Linked DNA regions of Mus musculus: region 1 is linked to region 2. A link is a loop called in an ENCODE intact Hi-C map of the cell type or tissue named here. Cell type or tissue: heart. All regions are shown on one strand. Links, peaks and the distances in the headings refer to the core of each region. The heading gives the core; the rest is flanking DNA.

Region 1 (10,072 bases), core at 1,621-9,620, 52 kb after region 2:
ATTTTGGAATATTTCAGTAGACTACTGATGGAGCATCTGTATTTAAAAATTTAAGAATGTTCAGGTTGTATCTGGTTCTTGATTCTGTGTGGAAATGCCTACTTTATGAAGGTGTATATATATATATATATACACACATACACACATACATACATACATATATATATTTGTGAGGCCTGGTGCTGCATGCCTTTAATCATAGCTCTCAGGAGGCAGAGGTAGGTGGATTTCTATGAGTTTGAGGCCAATCTCATCTATAAATTGAGTTCCAGGTTAGTACTACATAGGAGCCTATCTCAAAATACAAATAACCCAGAAAATAAACATTTGCTAAGTGACCAGACTCTTGGATCAGGGACCCATAGGAGCAGCTTGTCTGAGGCACAGAACTGTATTCCATTACTAAAAAGCCCAGACATACTTATCAACAAAATTTACACAGCGTAGACCCCGCCTGTGTCCAGGGTGGCACTCAGTTCATTGTTACTGTTTTGAACTTTATATTTAAATACTATATATTCATATTCAAAGCCCACACAGCTATGTGTGCCTCTCAAAGCAAACAGATCCATTTCACAGAATATGCCTGCAATCCCATGGTGCTCACAGATTGACACTGATGCTGGCACAGGTGATACTGGTACCCTGTCCCTTCTCTGGACACGTTTGTGTTATGAATACCAGCAGGAAACATAGTCACTAGCTAAGGATTTGAGGAGTCTTGAGTTCAGAGAATGCCGCCTACACTTAATTTCATTGGAGCAGAAATAAAGTTTATAGTCATTTTGTCAGTTTCAGAGAATAGAGCAGGTGGCATCTGGCAGTTTTAAAGTGAAGAAAATGTGACAATCTAGCAGATTTCTTAATCCTCTTATAAAACACTGTTCCTTTCAAAGCAGCGAAACTGGAAACCAGCTGGCTGTCTTTGGAAGTGACCATGGCATGCTCAGTGACAGAAGGGCACATTGTGTCCTCCTGGAGCCTGCCTGTCTGGTGCTTTCATTCTCCTTACTTATCTTATTCCACAGTAGACTCTTTAACATGATAAATGAACCTGTTGAATTTTGCAGTGAAACCTTAGGCCTGTAAGAGGTTCTTTAAAATAACCTACAAACCAAAAGGGAAAAAATGCTTCCCACTGAGCAGGGCGACTTGTATCTGTGGCCTGTGCAGGCTGATCTGGGAGGTGCAGCCAGACAGCACAGAACTCAGAGCTCCCTCCTGTCTCCAGATCACTATCTCTGAGTTCTGCCTGTAGGGTGAGGAAGTGCTGCCATTCAAACTGCTGTGTTCAGGACTGCCTCTGTAATGGGCAGAGGGCGTACCATTCCCTCCTTCCTCTCAGAGATCTAATAGGACTCTTAGCTGGGTTCTAAAGCTGGGATGAAACCTCTCCTTTCAGGGTTCTCCTGCTATGCTAGCGTTAGCAGCCAGCTGAGGCAGGGCTGAAGTGTCAGTGATTATACTTTGATATTTTCCTTGCTTTTTTTCCCTCCCAAGTGTGATAAACAAAACAAAAACAAACAAACAAAATAAGCAAACCAGTGTATGCTTGTTACCATTAAAGTGAAGTAAGAATACTCCTATCTTACACGCTGTCTTCCTCCCAGTACATATTAGCTTGTTTAGCTCTTTGCAAGGTTGAAAGTTGGGCCTTACTTTGTCCCCATGTGTGTAGGGACAAGTGAGCAGAGCCAGTCCTGTGCAGTTGACTTCATGTCTGGGCATGGTGAGCTCTCTGTTACCTAAGGAGGGGAAAGGGACAGAAAGCAAGCAAGCAACGGATGTCTTTCCGAAGATGCTTTTCTGTGAACCTTGTATGTCATTTAGAATGTTGATAAAGGCAGAACATGCATAAAGGTTTAGAGGTCTCAAATGGCAGGAACCTGAATGTGTCTTCAGAAGTCAGTAATTTTCAAATTGTAGAAGGATAATAAAATACATGCACAACATGTTAATATTCCCAGTGTGATATGGGATAGCATTCCACTGTCAAAGACATGAATATTTATGCAGGGAAAATATGAATATTCATACCAAGAAGAATAAATTAAAAGTTAGGATGACAACCCTTTATCAATTTTGCTTCCAAGTGTGTTTGCTTAAATTGATTTCTTTTATTTTCAACTTGAGAATTGCAAATAAGTGGCTTTGGATTCATGTTACATGACAGACACAGAATAAAGGAAGATTATGAGGCAGGCTTACTGGTGCACCCCTTTAATCCCAGCACTTGGGAGGTAGAAGGCTCATCTCTTGCAAGATCAAGACTAGCCTGGTCTATAGAGGATGGCCCAGGCCAGTAAGGGCTACACAGAGAGACTCTGGTTTTTTTTTTTTTTTTAATTAAAAAAAAAAAAAAAAAAGCAAGCAGCTAAGGCAGGACTACCCACTGCACAAATTACTTTTCTTCCATTCATTCATTTATCTGCCAGATGAGTAAGGTCAAGCGGATAGTCTGTGCTGCGATAATAAGCTGACCTGCAATAACTGTATGGTCCATATTATGTGGTATTTGGCAGGTAGCAGGTATTCAGTAGATGCTGGTTACTAAAACTTCACCTTACCAGGCATAGTGGCTGCCCCTGTAGTCACAGCTGCTCCAGAGGCAGAAGTAGAAGGCTGTTTGAGCTCCAGAATGTGGAACCAGCGTTTATGCCTCACAAGGTTGGATTCCAGTGATGTCTAAGCAAACAGCACCAAGGGACAGCATCAGCCCCCACCCCTCAGCCCCCATTTTTTCCCTAGACGAAATGCTCAGCTCCATGGTTGCTGGACCATTGAGGGAGAGGGTTAAGAGCTCAGCACTGTTTATACTAGTTCTCCAGGTCTACATTTTTATGTTGCAAACTTACTTCTTATTGGGAGCTCAGTATCCTTTGCAAAGTTGTTTGTCAGATGGCAAGCTTCTCGGTGATGAGTGTGTGTCTTGATCACTGCTGTATCAGCGACATCTGGGAATGCTTCACTTAAGGGCAATGTGAACACTGTTGTATCTCATTTACATCTGGGAATGCTAACTTTAAGGGCAGTGTAAAAGGTATATCTGCCCCCAAGCTGTCCTGCCATTAAGACATTAAGAAGTGTCTCCAGCTGTGTGCTGGTGACACTGGTCTCTACCCAAGCTCTATGCTGGAGCACAGTCAGCACACTGTTCAAATGGTGGTGGTGCAAATCTGCTCAAATTCTTCAATGACACGGTTATTAATGGGCTTTTTAGTTCAAAACAATTTATTTTAAAGTATTAATGTTTTGATGAATAGATGTCTGTTTTTATTTAAAGGCCTTAGATTGGTAAAGGGGAGATCATTGAGGACGGTTGGCAGTTTTGTTCGGGCTGTTCTAAAGCCTCTCCTACTTTGTAAATCAGGAAAAGAAATTCCCTGAAACCCCACCACCTGCTCAGTGCTGTAGGATGTGGCGTGCAGCAATTCCAGCTTACTCCTCTGTCCTTTCTTTTAGCTGAGGGGATTAGAGGTGGTTGTTCCATTGTAGTTTTTGGATCTGAGGCAGAAGAATTAAAAGGATTCCCCGAGAAGGGAGCTAGCTAGCTGGGAGTGTGTCCTGCAGGACTTGTTAGCACTGGGAGGCAAAGCATGCCCATCTCTATTTACCTCACTGTATCTCCTGCCTCCACAGCTGAACTATCAGCAGAAAGTAGGCATCATGTACTGCAAAGCAGGCCAGAGCACGGAGGAGGAGATGTACAACAACGAGTCTGCAGGCCCAGCCTTTGAGGAGTTCCTTCAGCTGCTGGGGGAACGAGTCCGGCTAAAAGGATTCGAGAAGTATCGTGCGCAGCTTGACACCAAAAGTAAGACATACTTACCCCTTCCTGCTCTGCTTGATTTCTCCTGCATGCTGATGTGCATTTGCTAAACCATCATCCAACAGCACTGCCTCTTGCTGCAGAAAATCAGACTGGGAGGCTGTAGCACTAGAAACATCAAAGACCATGGCCCAAATGGCATCGCTGTCATCAGACCTGTGCATGGGTCAGGGCTTGGGCACAAATGGTGCTCAGTGTACCAGGTGGAACTGCAGAGATTCATTCACATGGATGAACGTTAGGAGGACTGAAAAGGCCAGAAACTTAGTCTGATTGTAAGACCTATACAGTTTACTTTTATTGGTTTATTATATAATCCTTGTGTTCTTCTGCATAGCCAACCTTTACATAACTTTCTAATTTATTTTTACATTCTTTTTTATATCCTTGTTTATATGTGTGTTTGGGTGTTTGTATGTGATGTATATGTGCATGTGACTGTATGTGTGTCCACTACTTCTGCCCCCAAGTTCCTGTAGAGGTCAAAGACAAACTTCGTGGAGTCTGTTCCCTTTTTGGGTTTGGTTTGTTTGGTTTTTTTTTGTTTTGTTTTTGTTTTTTTTTTGTTTTTTTGTTTTTTTTTTTTTTTTTTTGTTTTGGAATCGCCATCTCATTATGTGTCTTTGGCTGACCTGGAACTCCCCATGTAGACCAGACTGACCTGGAACTCATAAAGACCTTTCTGTCTCTTCAGTGCTAGGATTAAAGGTGTATGTCACTACACCCAGCTTCTTCCTTCTACCTTTACGTGGGTTCAAACTCAGGTTACATGGCTTTGTGGCAAGTGACTCTACCAATGGGGTCAGCTTGCTACACCCATCTGTATCTGTTGTTTCTGTTGCCTACAGTTCTATTAACGTGGTGATACATGTGTGTACACATGTATGTGTGCATGTAGATGCCACAGGTGAGCCATGGATGTTGTTCCTCAGGAGTCATCCTTCCAGTGTTTAGAGACCAGAAGTTCACCACAGAAACCAGGCTGGTGGGCAGTGAGCTCCACGGTTAAGCCTGTCTCCACCTGCTCAGTACTCACTCTCCAAGCTTGCGCCACCACACTCGCTATATTAATATGAGTTTTGAGGATTCGAACTTGGGACTTTATCCATAAGTCATCTCTCTAGTCTGTTTATCTTAAAACTTATTTAGATGTTGTGACAACTTTTCCGTGTTGTGTGTCATTGTACTTTGTATTTCCCTACTGCCTGTCTTCCTCCCGGCCCTTGCTGGTCCTCTCTCTCCCCAAGTGCTATCCCTTCTGCTCCTTTGGTACCAGAATCTACAAAACCAGGCCTGTTGGTTTGCATCGGTATGTTGATTAAAGGCCCAGTGATAAGTCAATCTGTTTAACTACAGTGCAGAATCCTGCTAGGTTTCTAGACCCCTTCAGGAGGGCAGTTAAGCTCTCAGGTGTTGGTTTGGGAGGCAGTATGTCGATTCTGGTGCTCCTTTGTGGGGAGAGAATTTCAATTTTATCTAAAAAACTATCTTTAGACAGCTGTGACCTGTTTTTCTTTGAGAGGGTCTTTGGATTAGCACATATGTGTTGCAGGCTATAGTAATCTCTCTGGTTTTCTGTACAGGAAATTAAATAAGGCATTGACTCATGAAAACAGAAAAGCATTCATAAACTCCACTGCAGGGAGGAATTTCCTGTTGCCATAGTTTTGCTGTTGGCAGCTTAGAGACACCATGCAAGAGCAACTATGAAAAGCCATAAATAGCCTAGCTGCTTAAATAGTATGTTAATGCCTGGCCCTGCTTGCAGCTCTGTAAGATCTTAAATTGTTAGGTGCCCTTTAGCTCTTTGTGTCCCAATGTTATGATGTCCACCTCACAGAGTCTGTGCCTGTCACAAGTTGTAGGGCTCTGCAGATCATCACCAGGGAGAACCCACTGAAATACGGGCCTTGCTTCTATAACTGAGTGGTCAGCGGTAGCCCAGAAGACTGTGTGCCAACTATCAAGCTAACCTGTTGATGATGTAGGTGATGTCATAAAGGCATCCAGAAATGCAATGTGGTGGCTAATAAAGCAGTCAAATCACTGAGATTTGGCCCCAAGTCCTATCAACTTGACAGCTAGAGAAAGATGGACCTAGCGTGGCAAGCTGCCTCTGACTGCACAATCTAGAATTATGTAATATATTCTACAAAAGTGTCCCTTCTCACTGAGAGGGTTCTGATAGAGTTACTTCTCTGCTTTTACAGAATATGCCTTCATCTGCTTTTTCTTGGTGTAACAAAATACCCAAGGCTAGCTAGTTTGGGAAGAAAACGGGTTGGCTCAGTTCTGGAGGCATGAAACCATGGTGCTGGCGTGTGCTGTGCTCCTGTCAAAGCCGCCCAGTGCCGGGCACAGGTGGAGGAGATCACACTGTAGGATGAGAAACCAGGGAGGTGGGCAAGACTGAACTCAGGAGGTAGAGGGAGGAGGATCAGAAACTCAATGTTGTCCTTGGCTAAATAGTAAGTTTGAGGCCAAACTGGTTTTGTGAGACCCTGTCCCAAAGGCAGTTCCTCAGTAGAGCTTATGCAGATCTATGAACATGCAGGTTTTTCCAAATTCAAACACTTTGTGTGGTTTGTGTGTGTGCTTACCCTCTGGTCCCCTGTTGCACATGGGTTGTATATTGTCACTAGTGTTCCAAAAGCTAATGAGGCTCTGGTTTTATTTGTTCAGCTTTTCCACACCGTTATGCTTCCGTTTTGATAATTTCTATCAGCACATCTTCAGCTTCCTTTCTCTTTCCCGCCCATTCTGTAGAACATCCTAATTCACACTAATTTGATCCAGTGACACTTCCAGTAAAATACGGTTTTATCGACCAGAAGTTGTACTTGGTAATTTTTTAAGTCTTCCATTCTCTGAGCTTCATTGGGTTCATCTTGTCCTTTAAATCCTTTAGGATTTCTGTTTGTGTCTTCCTGGATTTCTTCCTGGTGTTGGATTTTTCCTGGATTGAGTTCCGCCTCACTGCTCCCACTGGCTGCTTACTTAAGAAGTGCTGCATTTCCTGAATGCCATCACTGTGTAGATGTCAGTGAACACCCTGAAAGAACCACTTGGTTTCCCTGAAGCTTGATTAGCCTTGCCTACAGCTACGTACAGTAGTAGCCTTGTAGTGTTTCTAAGGCATGAAGTGGCATGACCTGACCAGCATCCTGTTGAATTAGATGTCTCCAGTGTGCCTGTGTGGGATGGATTCACATGTCTTCCACCTCCAAACAGTTTGGTGGCTCCTGCTCTAATTATTTTATTTGTTTGTTTTTTAGAAAGGAACCCTGTGCATATGTAGATTATTTTTGTCCAGTACTTAAGGGTACCTTGTTCAGATATTGAGCTTTGCTGGCTCTGAGCTTTGCCTCTCTTGGATACTAAGCTCAGTACCGATATTCTGCAAGTATTTGTTGCTTCAGACTTCCTGAACTCCATTGTATGCTGGCTTCTCTCTTCAGACTGGGCTTAGCCTATCCTGTACCATTGTCCCAAAATTCCACCTGAGTAGTGAACTGGGACATTATAGGGCTCACCTTACTTCCTTGTTGCCACCCCTCACTGACACCATCCCAGCATGGACCACAGATTGTCTAATGCTGTCCTTTGTTGGATGTTTGAAATCAGTTGGTTCAAATATCTTACCAAATTTTCAAATTTATAGTGAGAATTATGGCTGGAACAGAAGTTGTAGATTCACTTTTATATTCATTCACTCATTCATTCAGTCAATCTATCAGTCAATCAGTCTGTGCATGCATGCTATCTTAGTTGAATCCCACAAATTGCTAGCTAAATTGTCTTTATATACATTCACATGCCTATGGTTAGATAGCTAATAAGCATTATGACCTGTGACAGCTCTGGTGGTATGGCCGGCTAATGTGTGAGCATGAATCCATGACTTGACCTCTAGTCTCTGTCCCTTCCCTTTCTGGTGTACTTGACCTTTTCTCACCCAAATTGTCTGCTGAGACACTTCTACACATCATCGTAACTGTTTTGAGGTTTTTATTCTGCTGTGAAACAGGAGAGTCAGGAAAGCTAAGCCTGGCGAAACAGTGGAGGCATTTCCTCTCTTTCCTACCCATCTGCACAAAGTCCGTTCTCTCATCTCAGCAGTAAAGACAAACAAATAAGCGTCAGATAAATATGTTGTTGGCTGGAACAGATCTCTAAAGAAATGTTCAGCAGTGAATTTTTGGGCTTCCTGTTTGTTTCCAGATTTGGTTGGCAAACACACTAGACTAAAGAGAAAAATAAACTTCTCTCTACGACATTGATTTGAAAGCTGGAGACCACCCTTATTTTAAGCTAAATTTACGGATGATTATTTGAGAAGTTATTGCCTGAATGAAGCTTGGTTGTCACGTCAGCACACACGGGACTTTGAGGTCCTTTGTGAAGCATTCCTCAGCGCCCTGCCCTCCCTAATTCACTGCAGTGTTGTGTGCCACCCCAGGATTTCAGCTGCAGCCAATGGGTAGCTGGAGTCGGTGCTTTAGCCTAGACTCACTCACAAGTTAGAAAGAACATAGAACCTTGGGGGCTGGAGAGATGGTTCAGTGGCTAAGAGTACATGCTCTTACATCAAAACAACCATCCATCCTGACCAAGTAGGTTTCATCCCAGGGATGCAGAGATGGTTTAATATACGGAAATCCATCAACGTAATCCACTATATAAACAAACTCAAAGACAAAAACCACATGATCATCTCGTTAGATGTGGAGAAAGCATTTGACAAAATCCAACACCCTTCGAGGCCCATACCTAAACATGATAAAAAGCAATCTATATCAAACCAGTAGCCAACATCAAAGTAAATGGTGAGAAGCTAGAAGCAATTCCACTAAAATCAGGGACTAGACAAGGCTGCCCACTTTCTCCTTACCTATTCAACATTGTACTTGAAGTCCTACCCAGCGCAATTCGACAACAAAAGGAGATCAAGGGGATACAAATTGGAAAGGAAGAAGTCAAAATATCACTTTTTGCAGATGATATGATAGTATATATAAGTGACCCTAAAAATTCCACCAGAGAACTCCTAAACCTGATAAACAGCTTCGGTGAAGTAGCTGAATATAAAATTAACTCAAACAAGTCAATGTCCTTTCTCTACACAAAGGATAAACAGGCTGAGAAAGAAATTAGGGAAACAACACCCTTCTCAATAGTCACAAATAATATAAAATACCTTGGCGTGACTCTAACTAAGGAAGTGAAAGATCTGTATGATAAGCACTTCAAGTCTCTGAAGAAAGAAATTAAAGAAAATCTCAGAAGATGGAAAGATCTCCCATGCTCATGGATTGGCAGGATCAATATAGTGAAAATGTCTATCTTGCCAAAAGCAATCTACAGATTCAATGCAATCCCCATCAAAATTCCAACTCAATTCTTCAACGAATTAGGAAGGGCAATTTGCAAATTCATCTGGAATAACAAAAAACCTAGGATAGCAAAAACTCTTCTCAAGGATAAAAGAACCTCTGATGGAATCACCATGCCTGGCCTAAAGCTTTACTACAGAGCAATTATGATAAAAACTGCATGGTACTGGTATAGTGACAGACAAGTAGACCAGTGTAATAGAATTGAAGACCCAGAAATGAACCCACACACCTATGGTCACTTGATCTTTGACAAGGGAGCAAAAACCATCCAGTGGCAAAAAGACAGCATTTTCAACAAATGGTGCTGGCACAACTGGTGGTTATCATGTAGAAGAATGCGAATTGATCCATTCCTATCTCCTTATATTAAGGTTAAATCTAAGTGGATCAAGGAACTCCACATAAAACCAGAGACAGTGAAACTTATAGAGGAGAAAGTGGGGAAAAGCCTTGAAGATATGGGTACAGGGGAAAAATTCCTGAACAGAACAGCAATGGCTTGTGCTGTAAGATCGAGAATCGACAAATGGGACCTTATAAAATTGCAAAGATTCTGCAAGGCAAAAGACACTGTCAATAAGACAAAAAGGCCACCAACAGATTGGGAAAGGATCTTTACCAATCCTAAATCAGATAGGGGACTAGTATCCAATATATATAAAGAACTCAAGAAGGTGGACTCCAGAAAATCAAATAACCTCATTAAAAAATGGGGCTCAGAGCTAAACAAAGAATTCTCAACTGAGGAATACCAAATGGCCGAGAAGCACCTGAAAAATGTTCAGCATCCTTAATCATCAGGCAAATGCAAATCAAAACAACCCTGAGATTCCACCTCACACCAGTC
Region 2 (10,072 bases), core at 1,572-9,571:
AATTCTACAGTTTGTGGGTAGAAAGGCACGTAGCAGGAGTTTGTAGTTGACGGCGTCTGATCTCCAGAAACAAATACCTTCTCAGTTTTTCTGAATGAAGACTGATCCCAGAATGGCTCACCACTTTCTTGTCATCACCCCCACCCACATTTATAATTAAAAGGGTTTGGTGTGTGATGTCAGGGGTCCCTTCTGTAATCTGTAAAGCCCTTTGAAGCAAAGTGTGTTAAGGTTGCCTCTGTCTCTGTTTTGTGTAAATATTTGAGCCCATGGTTCCGTTAAAGATGATGAAGCCAGTAGGAAGCCCCTATATGTAAAATGTGGTTCTGAAGGGTCAGGCTCCAGCATCTTTTTGGGATTGAGTTCTCTAATTGCCTTGTTGTTACTGTTCGCTCTTTTCCACAACAGATTCTTACTGTAAGAGTGCCCTGTAACCTAGTGTAGTTCAGGCTAGGTTAGTGTCACGTTTCTAGTACTCCTGAGCCTGAGTCACCCAAATACTAGGGTTACAGGTGTGAGCTATCACACAGTTTCTTGAATTTTGATGATTATTTAAAATAGCATATTTTCTAGTATATTTGTTCAAAGTATCAGAATCTTAGTTAAGAGTCTGGTAGCAGAGTTTAGAATAACCTTTTCATAGAATGACAGATACTTGTGAAATGTAGGAAATGCAAAGGAACAGAGGAATAAAAACCATCTCTGCTTTGCCATCCGGGCATGGTCATCATTGATGCCATCTGATACATGTTCTCCTAGAACTTGGAGCACACCACTGGAGGGCCTGGGGACACCAGCGTTACCAAGGGATGTCCTCAGATTGAAAGCTGTCGAGAGCCTTGGGGTGTGAAGCAGTCTTCAGAGCATCCCTCTCTGGTTCTGCTGATTATGGCTCTCCAGCCTGTGATGGAGGGGAGAGAGGCTCCTCGAAGAGAAGCTGGGTGCACTCTGCTCAGTGATCTTGATTAGGGTCCATTTCTCCCCCCCCCCCCCCCCCCGTCAGTTGGTCTGTCTGTCTAGAGAGGCATGTAACTTTGGAGAAGTTGCTCTGCTCCTGTAATAAAGACAGGAAAGAAAAGATAGATTTTGAGACCTGTGTGTGGCAGTGATCGAGGGCTGAGCGGGTGTCTGCACCCTCTGGTATTTTGAAGTTCATTCTGAGAAGTGCTCCCTCTCCTGTGCTCCCTGGCATTGTGCTATAATAGAGAACTCAAGAGAGCTGTATTATAAAGACCATGAAGGAATATACACTGTGGTTTTGTTAAGTCTGAGAAGTGCTCCCTCTCCTGTGCTCCCTGGCATTGTGCTATAATAGAGAACTTAAGAGAGCTGTATTATAAAGCCATGAAGGAATATACACTGTGGTTTTGTTAAGTCTGAGAAGTGCTCCCTCTCCTGTGCTCCCTGGCATTGTGCTATAATAGAGAACTTAAGAGAGCTGTATTATAAAGCCATGAAGGAATATACACTGTGGTTTTGTTAAGTCTGAGAAGTGCTCCCTCTCCTGTGCTCCCTGGCATTGTGCTATAATAGAGAACTTAAGAGAGCTGTATTATAAAGCCATGAAGGAATATACACTGTGGTTTTGTTAAGTCTGAGAAGTGCTCCCTCTCCTGTGCTCCCTGGCATTGTGCTATAATAGAGAACTTAAGAGAGCTGTATTATAAAGCCATGAAGGAATATACACTGTGGTTTTGTTAAGTCTGAGAAGTGCTCCCTCTCCTGTGCTCCCTGGCATTGTGCTATAATAGAGAACTTAAGAGAGCTGTATTATAAAGCCCATGAAGGAATATACACTGTGGTTTTGTTAAGTCTGAGAAGTGCTCCCTCTCCTGTGCTCCCTGGCATTGTGCTATAATAGAGAACTCAAGAGAGCTGTATTATAAAGCCCATGAAGGAATATACACTGTGGTTTTGTTAAGTCTGAGAAGTGCTCCCTCTCCTGTGCTCCCTGGCATTGTGCTATAATAGAGAACTCAAGAGAGCTGTATTATAAAGCCATGAAGGAATATACACTGTGGTTTTGTTAAGTCTGAGAAGTGCTCCCTCTCCTGTGCTCCCTGGCATTGTGCTATAATAGAGAACTTAAGAGAGCTGTATTATAAAGCCATGAAGGAATATACACTGTGGTTTTGTTAAGTCTGAGAAGTGCTCCCTCTCCTGTGCTCCCTGGCATTTGCTATAATAGAGAACTTAAGAGAGCTGTATTATAAAGCCCATGAAGGAATATACACTGTGGTTTTGTTAAGTCTGAGAAGTGCTCCCTCTCCTGTGCTCCCTGGCATTGTGCTATAATAGAGAACTTAAGAGAGCTGTATTATAAAGCCCATGAAGGAATATACACTGTGGTTTTGTTAAGTCTGAGAAGTGCTCCCTCTCCTGTGCTCCCTGGCATTGTGCTATAATAGAGAACTCAAGAGAGCTGTATTATAAAGCCATGAAGGAATATACACTGTGGTTTTGTTAAGTCTGAGAAGTGCTCCCTCTCCTGTGCTCCCTGGCATTGTGCTATAATAGAGAACTCAAGAGAGCTGTATTATAAAGCCATGAAGGAATATACACTGTGGTTTTGTTAAGTCTGAGAAGTGCTCCCTCTCCTGTGCTCCCTGGCATTGTGCTATAATAGAGATCTCAAGAGAGCTGTATTATAAAGCCATGAAGGAATATACACTGTGGTTTTGTTAAGTCTGAGAAGTGCTCCCTCTCCTGTGCTCCCTGGCATTGTGCTATAATAGAGAACTTAAGAGAGCTGTATTATAAAGCCATGAAGGAATATACACTGTGGTTTTGTTAAGTCTGGCGACTTGGCTTTTGAGTGTTCTTGTGTACTGGCAGAAGATCTGGAGTGTTTCCTCTGACCCTCACTGTCACAGCAGAAGGCCTGGCATCAGTGGATCTGTGGGTCAGGTTACTGGTGGCCACTTCCCCACCATTGCTTCTCTTTGAAACCTCCCCTTTCCCAGTACCCAGTCTTTTCCATGGGAGGTTCTCATTTCTCACGTGCTCACTTTTCTTTCCTCGGCTGCCCCTTCTCTGTTCCTTCTCTCCCCTCCTTCCTTCTCTTATCCTTCCTAGTGAAGAGCTCTCTACACAGCACCCCACGCTTCTGCACCTCTGGATCGTTTTGCTGTTTTATTTATTGTCATCATCTCTGTCCAGATTCACTGGGTTGAGATAGGTCAGCCACTGACACTTGATAGTTTTAGTCACAAATTAACCAGTTGCAAGGTTTCTGTGTGGTGACTCAACAAAGGTCACCAAACACATTGTACTAATCTCCTAGTTTAAGCGGACCGTCTGTTGAGGCATGAGTGATTGTTCTTTTCTGTGAAAACCAATGTACCCAGTTACATGGCAGCCCAGAGTGGCCAAGTGGCTGACTAGCTTGTTCTCTTAGCTAACTCCTCCTCCCAGGTTGCTTCCAGCTTCTGGCTATCACAGCTAAGGCTACTGTGAACATAGTGGAACACTTGCTCTTGTGGCATGGTTGGTGGGGCATCTGTTGGGTATATGCCCAAGAGTGGTATAGCTGGGTCTTCAGGTAGATCTCTTTCCAATTTTCTGTGGCGCCTCCAGACTGATTGGCAGAGCAATCTGGTTCTACCAGTTTGCAATCCCACCAGCAAAGGAGGAGTGTTCCTCTTTCTTCACATTCTCACTAACAAGAGCTGTCCCTTGAGTTTTTTATTCTTGCCATTCTGATTGGTGTAAGGTGGAATCTCAAGGTCGTTTTGATTTGCATTTCTTTAATCACTAAGGACTTTGAACGTTTGTTTAAGTGCTTCTCAGCCATTCCAGATTCCTCTTTTGTGAATTCTCTCTCTAGTTCTATACTCTATTTTTTGATTGGGTTGTTTGGGTTTTTGGAGGTTAGCTTTTTTTTTTTTTTTTTTTTTTGAGTTTTGCTTCTTGAGTTCTTTATATATTTTGGATATTGGCCCTCTATCAGATGTGGGGTTAGTGAAGAATTTTTTTCCTTATAGGATCCAGGCCTTGACAGCAGCTGTCTGCCTCAGCCCCCGCCGCGTTATTTTTTGAGACAGGGTTTCCCACTGGCTCTGGAACTTGCTGGATTGGGTAACAGTAGCCAGTGGGTCCCTAGGAGCTGCAGCCTTTTCTCCTCAGCACCGTGGTTATTGCATGTGGCTTAACCAAGGTGCTAGGGAGCAACTTGCCTTGCTATGGAGTTACCCGGTGCTTTGCAGCATCCTGTAGATGACAGTAGCATGCTCCCACTCTCAGTTTTGTGACCATGGATGTCCCTGGGTCCTGACAAGAGTGAAGACAACCTCAGGTAAAACCCACTCTTCTAAATATTGAAACATTTTCTTTAGTTCAAAAATGAAGTCAAAATCTTTTTTGTTTTCTGTTTTGTTTTATTAGTGGAATATAAAATTTTAAAGCTATTATAAAAATTGTTTGACTTACACCATTACTAAGTTATGAGTATTCTCACCTTACATGTTTCTGTAATTCCATATTAAGCTTTGCGTTAGAAACCTTAAAATATTCTGAAGGGATTTGTTCTTTCCGTGTTTCTATATTTTTCCGCCTGCTCCCATCACCATGGAGCTAAATACTGTGAAAGACATCTTAGGTTAAAACAGTAACGACTGAACCGGGGCAGTTTGTCTTTGTGTGCTTTTTTCCTCTCATCTGTTCCCTTGGTCAACCGAATGGGATATTGCTTTTAATGTGGGACTCGTGGTGGGCGGTGGGGCACGCTTTCTAGAGCATGCTCCCCTGGGAACAGTGCACTTTGGACAGATAGATGAGTGGACACTGAGATGAGGGAAGATGGAGGAGAGATGCTTGGGGAAGGGATGGTGCGTCCCCTACAGCCTGTGCGTTACTCAGAGAGCAGAGGACAGAATAACGCACGTGAGCTGAGTCTTCATGTAGCAGTGTTGGATTCTTTGAATAAGCTGAGTCCTTACCAGTTCCTTTCCTCCCTCTTTTCGGTGCTGGGGACAGAGAGGCGAGGCCAGGATTCTCCCCTTGAGCAGCACCCTTAGCCCAGCCATGTTGCTGGGAGACATTATGAAACCAAGCACCTGGAGGGCTCCAAGATGTCAGAAGTTTTGAGAAGGGCCTCTGTGGGGCCTGAGGCTCCCTGGTGAAGTGCGTGCACAGAGCATCTGCAAGGCTGTGGGCCACTGCCAGTGTGCCAGGCTCAGCACCAGCACCAGTGCCACCCCAGGGAAGCACTGGCTGTGCTGACCCACTGTGAGGTGGCTGGGCCACACAGGTGGACACCCCTGTGGGTGATTGGCTTGTGAAGATTTAGGTTTTAAGTCTCAGTATTCTAATCTTCACTATTTAATTTTGAAGCATTTTAAATGCATGCAAACTAGCAGCAGATGTCAGTGTTTCCATTTTCTGCTTAATTTTAACTATAACTTTTTACAGAGGAGGGCTTAGCCTGCCATGAACAGTGTCTAGGCATTTGCTGTAGTGCGCACAACTTAAAGAACTCGCCCCTCACCCCCCACTCCACAGTGGCTCTGAATTCTCTTGGGGCTGGGGGGGGGATTCATTTTAAGATTGTAACAAAAAAAATCAAGAATTCATGATTTTATCATATATGGTAGTAATAAGCTTTGAGAGATGTCAGTTTGAGATACTTTTATTATCTGATAAGTAAACATAAAACAGAGAACTTTTAAAAACTAGTATCCAGTTCTTAATCCATCGCTGGAGTATTCTGAGCTGGATTCATCATTGGAAACAGGATAAGAACTTTTCTGATTTTGCCTCCTAACCAAATGTTAATTTTGAATTTTCCAAAAACATGTTTTCTAATGACTAAAAAACTAAGGCACCTTCTTCCACATGGAGTAGGAGTGTTCCCACGAGAGTGGACTTGTGTGATTGCGGAGGGTTGGCTTCTCTTCTCACCCGTGGTGTACTTTTCCGTGGGTAATTATTGAAATACAGGCAGGGACCTTTTTGTTAGTATAGAAGCTCATGCTGCTGATGAACAGTCTTGCGCATTTCAGTGGACTCACTACTGTAGGAATTAGAATTTGAGGTGTACCCTTTCCATTGATTTTTATCATTTATATATACTCATCTGTTTTGTTTGACTTATAAAGTATTTAAGCATACTCTTTCATCACAGTACTATTCAGTTACAAGCAACTGTTTGTAAGTGAAAACCACAGTTATGTGTTTGGGTACATCTGCCCTATCAGGAACGCAGTGGCAAGCCAGGCCAGCAGCTCCAGCAAATACTTAAGTTTGCCACATAAGAAGCCTTCCCGGAAGGCACCACTCTCAGGCTGACTCGTGCATCTGGTAATGCTTTGGGGATCCTGTAGCTTTGTGTTTAATTCCACTGGTGTCTGGTCATGCTGGCCTGTTGTTCTTCTATCCATCCTGAGCTCCAAGAGAAAGAAGGAGAAAGCAAGCCCTGGCCATGCCTGGTCTTTCCGTGAGAGAGCTCAAGTGTGCCAAGAAGTGGGCTGTTGCAGACTTCTGCTTAGTTTTCGTTCATCAGACCAGGAGACTCTAGACCTGTCACTGGGAGCACGAGTGATTTAAAGACTTATTTGTTCTCTGGGGCTAGGTTAGTGTTTCGCACATTTGCCAGAACAAATGAGTAATCTGTGGTGAAGAGCTCAGAGGGAGAGGCTCAGGCAGAGAGCAATGTGCCTTACCTCAGGGCCTAAGGACACTGGGTACCAAATACATTTAGAAGTCCTGGGCCTTTGAATTCCCTTGATTCTTGATTTTCTAGAATCAATTGTGAAGCTTGTTTTTTGAGAATATTCTTTCGGACGCCTTTCTCTAGCCAGGCTGTCATTTTCCAGGTGACTCAGATCTTAGGGTAACAGATACTCTGCTTTAGAAGTCTTCCTTACTGCTAGTTGTATCATGGGGAAAATGTGAATTTGGTCATGCTTAATTTGAAAACTGAAACATATTTGGTGATTTTTTTTTTATTTGGTTTGGTTTTTTGTTTTGGTGTTTGTTTGTTTTTTTTCAAGACAGGGTTTCTCTGTGTAGTCTTGGGTGTCTTGGTCCTGGAATTCACGTTTTAGGGCAGGCTGGCCCCAAACTCGCAGAGATCCGACTGCCTCTGCCTCCCAAGTGTTGGGATTAAAGGCATGGGCTGCCCCTGCCTGGCTTAAATTTATTTCTTTTTTTAAAAGAAATTTTCTGTCAGCATGTAGAAGTCTTATTTGTTCTCACTGATAATGAAACTCCGTGAGATGGGGATGATTCCTTTCCACACATATCAGCAGAGCGCACAGGTGAGCTGGCCGTGATCCAGCTCTCCGGGGAGTCAGCCGTGAGCTTACCGTGCTGACAGCTTTCAGGCTTATGCTGTTCTGCAGGGCCACATCATTGGAGGAGTTGCTTCGTGCCTGTTGTTCTTACCCCCTTTGCAGCTGTGTATGGAGCTACTGACCTTTCATGCTCAGAGGATTTTTTTCCTTATTGTTGCTCTCTTTCTAACCTGTAATGTCATACAACCGGGGGGGCGGGGGGTCGTTTGACATCCTCCTTCAGTTTTGAAGCCCTTTGGGGAAAATAGAAACATGGCAGTATTTACTAAATTATGGTAGTGTATGTAACTAGTGTTAGGTACCTTCTCCTTTTATGTCTAGTGTATACCTTGATTTCATGTGTTACTTGACCCCAAATGCCATGTTTAAAGACAGAACTTGAGACCCTCCCGGTAGTACTGCCTCCTGTCTTTTTGTTTTAATATGATTTTATCAAATACTTAATTTTTAGTCTTTTTGACTTATATATCTTGAAAGCACTGTGCTGCATTTTGCATTTTGTTTATTATAAACTAAGCTTCTGTTAGCAGGATTTTTTTAAATCTTGACTTCAGTCTAGCCATGGCTTCACTACATAGATGAGTCTGTGTTTGTATTGTATTCTTGTCTGGCCTACTGAGGTTTCTGACTACTGGTGTCTTCCACCTTACTGTCTTAGCCATGACTCTTTGACCATGTGTATTTTCCTGTGACTGGGATTTCAGACATTGTGGCCACTTTGTACTCTATTGCTCTGTTCGCTGCAGTGCCCTGTGCCCTGATTCTGCTGTCACTCATGATGAAGCCATTCATGGCTTTTGTCAGTCTCAGGCGCTTGTCTTGGCAACCTTACTCAGTTGGTTACTAAGTGTTTCTAGTTAGCTCCTTGTCCCGGGCCTACTCTTCTCCCCAGTGTAGCTCATACAGTGTTAGAGCCAAGCTCTGATTTTGTGCATGTTAGGCAAGCATTCTAACGATGAAGACGCCTCCTCCAGACTCTAGTTCCAGAGGTCAGTGCTGGGTGGTTTCCTCAATTCTTCTCCTCCTTAATTTTTGAGACAGGGTCTCTCAGTGAGCTCAGAGCTCAATGATTGGCCTTATTGGACATCCAGTGAACTCAGGGGTCTGCTTCCTTGGTGTTAGGGTTATAGCTGAGTGTCACCATACCTGGCCATACTTTGGTGCCAGCATCCAAACTCAGGTCCTCGTGTTTGCTCAGTATCCACTTTACCCACTGAGGCATCCCTCAGGGCAAACTCTTCCTCATACTCACTAGCACACAGTTAGCACACAGTAAATACTAGCGTCGGTTCCTCTAGTCCTCCTACCCACGATGTGGTACAGATCAGACCCAGGCCTTATAAATAATACTCATGAACCTTGCCATAATGCCACCTCACTCCCAGCTTATGATCTTTATTTTTAAATAGAAGTTTGAGATTTGTCTTAGTTATTTTTTAATTGCTGTGAAGAAACACCATTACTACAGCAGCTTTTACAAAAGAAAACATTTAATTGGGGCCTTCTTTACATTTTCGGTGGCCTAGTCTATTCATCATGGTGGGGAGTGTGGCAGCACACATAGTCCTGGAGTAATAGCTGAGAGCTACATCCTGATCCACAGACAGCAGGCAAGGAGAAACTGGGTGTGGCTTGGGCTCCCAAAGCCCACCCCCAATGACATACTTTCTCTAAAAAGACCACACCTCCCAATTCTTGTAAACCTTTCAAAGAGCTCCACTCCCTGGCGAACAAGCCTTTAAACATAGGAGCCTGTGGGGCCCATTCGTATTCAGACCATTACAGGGCTAGAGATGTGGCTCAGAAGTAGACTACTTACTGTCATGCAGAAGGTTCTGGGCTCAAATTCCTAAAGAATGATCACATAGCTTTGCTCTCTGTAACAGACCTGTTCTCCTTTGCTCTAATGTTAGTACGTGTTAGTAATGGGTTATTATGGACGTTTTGTTCTCTCCTGAACTTGTTGTCAGCTCTTACTTTTGGCAGTTTTTTCCTCTTTTCATTCTTTCTCTACTCACTTAAGAATGAAGAATGACTTGATTCTTAAGCAGGCAGAAGTTACTTTGTAGGAATAATGGACACCTTCTCTACTCTGACCTTGGAGTAATGATTTTTGTCTTTCACTCTCTGTACTGTGTTTCTCTTCGTCTCCCCAGGAAGAGCATTTGGGCTTAGCTTACTCTATTACTTGAGTGAGTTCAGTTCTTTTGAACTGTGAGGAGCGTCAGTTCTTTTGTCCAAATGTTATTTTATTTTGCATTCTGTTTACAGGGTTCAGTTTGACCTGTTAGTTTCCATTTTTCTATCCTTTTCCTCACTTTCTGAATCCTCTTGACTTACATGATTAACTGGTGAGTTATTCTTGTTTGACTTCCCATTTCTCTTGACCTTGGAGATCTCCTCAAATGGGAGTATTTTTTTTTTTAACTATTTTTATATGTAAGCTTCCTAAATCTGGTTTTGGGAAGGGAGTTAGTGTTTGACTGAAATGTCTTTAGCTAATTTGCTAATCAAGCCAAACTCCACTGAGGTTCTGAAAAGCTCTGCTCCAAGTGTAATCTACCCTCCACTTAAGTAGTGCAGTCTGCAGCTGACTCTTTGATGATGAGTTAGTGAACTTGACGGCTTCCTAGAGTAGAGCCACGTCACTGGCAAATCATTCTCATTGAAAAGCAGTGCCCGCAGAAGGGAGGCTTTCCCCTCTATTACAATGGGCGTGTGTTCGTGGTTCCTCACTGAGCTCTCGCTTCCTTTAATAAAAAGCACAGAGCGTGTGTATT

The links. Peaks named below come from ENCODE experiments on the same cell type or tissue, not always from the same donor. Only the 100,000 strongest peaks of a DNase experiment are listed, where the experiment ranks them.
Region 1: it touches region 2 in a loop (1.9-fold over the local background); 3 of 42 quality-filtered maps call a loop at or near these places.

Annotation. Positions count from the first base shown.
Region 1 is chr12:82,368,729-82,378,800 of GRCm38, forward strand. It overlaps Sipa1l1 (signal-induced proliferation-associated 1 like 1), which reads left to right. Exons shown (of 21, transcript NM_172579.3): 5 at 3,640-3,814. Among named protein-coding and RNA genes, the nearest start is that of Gm30916, 18 kb to the right of the region's middle. In heart, for the core only: no CTCF peak of the experiment used is centred there; no DNase peak of the experiment used is centred there; H3K27ac peaks cover 488 bases.
Region 2 is chr12:82,316,689-82,326,760 of GRCm38, forward strand. The region is part of intron 1 of Sipa1l1 (signal-induced proliferation-associated 1 like 1); the gene reads left to right. Among named protein-coding and RNA genes, the nearest start is that of Sipa1l1, 10 kb to the left of the region's middle. In heart, for the core only: a CTCF peak has its summit at 5,349; no DNase peak of the experiment used is centred there.